2 separate regions of the Homo sapiens genome follow, and region 1 is linked to region 2. The links are chromatin loops, found by intact Hi-C in ENCODE. Cell type or tissue: Caco-2. All regions are shown on one strand. Region 1 overlaps VPS53 (VPS53 subunit of GARP complex). Region 2 overlaps LIAT1 (ligand of ATE1).

Region 1 (2,500 bases), 280 kb before region 2:
TGGACATGACCTGGGAGTGCCCTGAACACCGTGATCTGTGGGGCAGCCCTGGAGTCGGGTTGTTAGATCAGCCTTTTGTAGGGGCAGAGTTTTGATTCGGGCTCACAGTCATTTCCCAACCAGGATTTCTTACGTCTAGTGCAGAGGTCAAGGTTGGCTTGCCTTTGTCAAGTTGAATCCGGTGACTGTTCATTTTGCCTGCTTCTAGAGTGCTACTGGTTGTAGTTGAGGCGGGGCGGGCGACTGTTCATTTTGCCTGCTTCTAGAGTGCTACTGGTTGTAGTTGAGGCGGGGACTCATAAAATGTCCGTTAACTGTTTAACAATGTAGTGCAACTGGGTTTGGCCTCACTACCATTCTTCATCCTGTTTATTGCACACAAGCCTTGTGTATTAGTCCGTTCTCACACTGCTATGAAGAAATACCTTAGACGGGGTAATTTATAAAGGAAAGAGGTTTAATTGACTCACATTTCTGCAGGGCTGGGGATGCCTCAGGAAACTTACAATCATGGTGGAAAGGGAAGCAAACCCATCCTTCTTCACAAGGTGGCAGGAGAGAGGAAGAATGAGAGCTGAGCGAAGGGGGAAGCCTCTTACAAAACCATCAGATCTTGTGAGAACTTACTATCACGTGAATAGAATGGGAGAAACCACCCCGTGGTTCAGTGACTTCCCACCAGGTCCCTCCTATGACATGTAGGGATTTGGGTGGGGACACAGCCAAATCATATCACCTTGATAGCGCTTTTTTGGCAGGGAGACATGTCTGCGGCATATTTGGAACACTTTGCCACGTATCCTCTAAAATCCCTCATTTTTAGAAAAGCTATAAGGAATCCAAATAGCTATCTTCTCTCCTCTATGTACAGTGAAGGACTGGGCATTTTATTTCAATTCTCTAAGGATTGGTGTAGTTAGATATCTTCAGTGATGTAACATTGGATGGCATCTTGGTAAAGTGAAAAAAACTTGAGCTTTGAATTTAAATTTTGTCTCTGCTGTTATCTGTGTGACCTTGGACAAGATATTTAACTTTCCATCTGTGACATGGAGATAATAATACGTACCTCAGGGTTAGGGGGGATTAGAATTAATATACTTTATTTTATTTATCCACTTATTTATTTATTTGTTTTTGAGACAGGGTCTTACTTTGTTGCCCAGGCTAGAGTGGAGTGGTGCAATCACAGCTCGCTGCGCCCTCAACCTCGTGGGCTCAAGTGATCCTCTCACTTCAGCGTCCCGAGTAGCTGGGACCACAGGCACATGCCACCATGCGCATCTTTTTTTTTTTTTTTTTGAGACTGAGTCTTGCTCTCTCTCCAGGCTGGAGTGCATTGGTGCGATCTTGGCTCACTGCAGCTTCTGCCTCCTGGGTTCAAGCAATTCCCCTGCCTCAGCCTCCTGAGTAGCTGGGACTACAGGCATGTGCCACCACGCCCGGCTAATTTTCTGTATTTTAGTGGAGATGGGGTTTCCCCATGTTGGCCAGGATGGTCTCGATCTTCTGACCTCATGATCTGCGTGCCTCAGCCTCCCAAAGTGCTGGGATTACAGGTATGAGCCACCGCACCTGGCTTTTTTTTTTTGAGCTGGAGTCTTGCTGTGTCACCCAGGCTGGAGTGCCGTGTTACGATCTCTGCTCACTGCAACCTCCGTCTCCTGGGTTCAAGTGATTCTCCCTGCCTCAGCCTCCCAAGTAGCTGAGATTACAGGCGACCACCACCACGCCTGGCTAGTTTTTATATTTTTGGTAGAGACAGGGTTTCACCATGTTGGCCAGGCTGGTCTTGAACTTCTGATCTCAGGTGATCTGCCCACCTTGGCCTCTCAAAGTGCTGGGATTACAGGCGTGAGCCACTGCGCCCAGCTAATGTAATTTTTAAGTATTGTGTAGATGAGGTCTCGCTATGTTGCCCAGGCTAGTCTCAAACTCCTGGCCTCAAGCAATCCTTCTGCCTCAGCCTCCTAAAGTGCTGGGATTACAGGCATGAGCCACCACATCTGGCCTAGAATAAATGTATTTTAAAACACCTTTTTTGCACAATGTTGGGCTCACTCATGTTTAGTAAATGGCAGGAACACCAGTGCTGCTGATACACAGTCCACTGGAATTTCAGTTTTCCTAGTTCCGTGCATCCAGGTATTTGTCGAGTTCCTGTGGCTTTTCCGTCAGCTCCATCAGCTCCTCTCCAGCCCCACTGCTGTGCTTTAAAGCAACTCCAGGTTTACTTGTTCTGAATTATCCCAGGCCCCTTACTGCCTTCAGCGTGCTGTTCTCTGTGAATAAAAATGGCGGCACAGCTTACCTATGGTCCAGAATATCTGCTGTGGCAACAGTGGTGGTCAAAGGTTCATTTCTCTTGTCCTGTCTTCAAGACCTCCATTAGATGTTTGCCTGGCGTGACATGCAATATCACCCTATAGTTAAAATAAACATTCCACTTGACAACAGAATTTATTATTTGTATTGTTTTTGAAATTTGAGACTGCAGATA
Region 2 (2,500 bases):
CATCCCAACGCAGACTTTCGTTGATCCGATTCGCAAGGTTCTCTATTTCGGCAAAGTCGGGGAGGCTGACGGTGGAGGAGTCAGAAGGGAGGTGCTTCTTTTCCACTTTGCTCTGTCTGTGCTCTGGTTTCGGGCCACGCTCTTTGCAAGGACTTAAGATGTCATGAAAGGAGGAAGAAAGCGGCTGGCTCTTCAGGCTCTGACTCTGATGTTTATCTGCTGAGTAGATGAGCAGGTTAGTGTTTGTGGCAATGTCTGACCTTGGCCTGCTGGGGATGGTGCCAAAATCACCCAAGATGGAAGAGGAGGATGGGGGCCCCTCCGTACCCAGGGCTCAGGCTGCCAAGCCCACCAGCCTCGTGCCCACCTGCCTGTGTGATTTTGCTGAAATCATTTCAGGGCAGGAGGAACCATTCATTGAGCACACAGTCTGAGCCAGGCCGTCTGGGTAAAGGCGATCGGCCCTATTCTTCGGGTGAGGAAACCGAAGCTCCAAAAGGTTCAGGAACTTGCCAATGTCATGAGCGAGTGGCAGAGCTGGGACCTGAGTGCAGGCTGGGCCCCCAATGCCCCATTCTTTCCACTGGGCCGTGCTGCCCTCATCCATCCTCGCCATGTGCTCACCACGGCCATTCCCAGTTCTGGGAGTCTGTGACTCTACCCTAGTCTAGACACTTTATGATGGAAGGAACGGAAAACAACAGAAAAGCTTCCTAAATTTGACTGAAAGCAGTATTATGCCAAGCCAGAAATACTTCTGCTGTATGGCTTGTACTGATTTTTTTTTTTAACATCAATAGCACTTCAGAATTATTTAACATGCACATAAAATGCTACAAATTGTGGTTCTTTCATCAGCTCGTCCTTTTATTTTAGGGGAGAGAGAAAGAAATCATCTTTTGACATTTCCCTCCCTTGCTACGCCCTGGAAACTATCTGGTGCCCCCTGCTGATGGTATGAGGCACATGTCACTGTAATTTCTACAGTGAAAAGCTACGCCAAAAGGACAATGAACTGCCAAATTTCTTTTTGCAGATACACACAGGGCTTTTTTTTTTTTTGAGACTGAGTCTCACTCTGCCACCCAGGCTGGAGCACAGTGGCACAATCTTGGCTCACTGCAACCTCCGCCTCTCAGGTTCAAGCAATTCTAGGTGCCTGCCACCATGCCCAGCTAATTTTTGTATTTTCAGTAGAGACGGGGTTTCACCATGTTGGCCAGGCTGGTCTTGAATTCCCAAAGTGCTGGGATTACAGGCGTGAGCCATGTGCCCAGCCACACAGGGCTTCTTGACCTGAACTGCAGAATTTTCTTGCCTTTGTATTACGCCTGAGAAGTACTTATCATCTTCCCATTGCTCCCTTCCCACACTGCACGGTCCATATGGGCGAGGCTGCCACTCTGCCTCCTGCTTGCCTTGGTGCCAGCTCTGCCACAGAGGGCCAGGCCCCAGAACTGGAGCTTAGAGCCCTCTCCCAGACAGCCAAAGCCACTGAGGTGGACCACACGGGCGACAGTGGCCTCACAGCACTCACGGGCACCTGCATTCTCTGTCACTGCTGTGCTCTCTCTCCTCAAAGTGGGTGCTCAGTCCCCTTGTCAAGAAATGTAGGGGTTCTACAAGAAGAGCTTGGTGAGATGTAGGGACTGGGGTTTATGGCAGGTAGGGTATGTGTGTTTGTGAAGGTGTCCCTGAGAGAGACTGCAATTCCTGCCTGCATATGACTACACACGCGAATGGATAACGTATTAACAGTCTGTGTGTGTAGACTAGGAATGTGTGTGCATGAGGGGGATCTGTGCTTTAGTTTTCTTGTTTGTTTTTTTGAGAGACAGGGTCTTGCTTGTTGCCCAGGCTGGAGTGCAATGGTGCGATCATAGCTCACTGCAGCCTGGAAGTCCTGGGTTCAAGTGATCCTCCCACCTCGGCCTCCCAAAGTGCTCGGATTACAGGTGTGAGCCACTGCGTCCCGCCCTTTAGTTTCACTGTTGGTGTTACATTGATAGAAGGTGGGGGGAGTGGTTGAGGGTGTCCCCCGCCCTTTAGTTTCACTGTGGGTGTTACACTGATATGAAGCGGGGAGTGGTTGAGGGTGTCAGGGATTATAGGAGGATGTCACAGTGACTGGTGTCATGGGGTTTGTGCAGTCCAAGGCTGCCCCTTGGTGGGTGCGAGGGGGAGCCCATGCAGCGAGGACCTTTAATACACACGTCTGTGGGTGTGGGTGTCTACCGCGCATCCACAGGCAGGCAGCCTTAACGCAAGAGGGTGGGAGGAGGGGAGGCAGGAGTCTGCCCTTCTCTGTGCATGAGAGTGAGGGCCTTTCATGTGGCATCAATGTGTTTGGGGTGGGGAAAGTGTCTTGTGAGGAGGGCCTCTGTGGGGAAGGCGCAGACGTTTAAGACTGCCAGTTTTGGCTGAGGGATTAGGAAGTTGAGAGGGTGTCTTTGTGTGGGGCTGGAAGGCTCTTAGGAATGGTGGATATCTGTAGGGGTCT

What was found. A loop is a pair of places that touch in the nucleus more often than their neighbours do. Peaks named below come from ENCODE experiments on the same cell type or tissue, not always from the same donor. Only the 100,000 strongest peaks of a DNase experiment are listed, where the experiment ranks them.
Region 1: it touches region 2 in a loop (9-fold over the local background); 30 of 110 quality-filtered maps call a loop at or near these places.

What each region holds. Positions count from the first base shown.
Region 1 is chr17:686,377-688,876 of GRCh38, reverse strand. The region is part of intron 4 of VPS53 (VPS53 subunit of GARP complex); the gene reads left to right. Among named protein-coding and RNA genes, the nearest start is that of VPS53, 27 kb to the left of the region's middle. In Caco-2, no CTCF peak of the experiment used is centred here; no DNase peak of the experiment used is centred here.
Region 2 is chr17:410,864-413,363 of GRCh38, reverse strand. It overlaps LIAT1 (ligand of ATE1), which reads right to left. Exons shown (of 2, transcript NM_001013672.5): 2 at 1-216. It overlaps LOC105371430 (a long non-coding RNA gene), which reads left to right. Exons shown (of 3, transcript NR_136407.1): 2 at 1-235. Among named protein-coding and RNA genes, the nearest start is that of LIAT1, 1.8 kb to the right of the region's middle. In Caco-2, a CTCF peak has its summit at 939 (motif pointing left); DNase peaks (open chromatin) are centred at 944 and 2,193; H3K4me3 peaks cover 217 bases.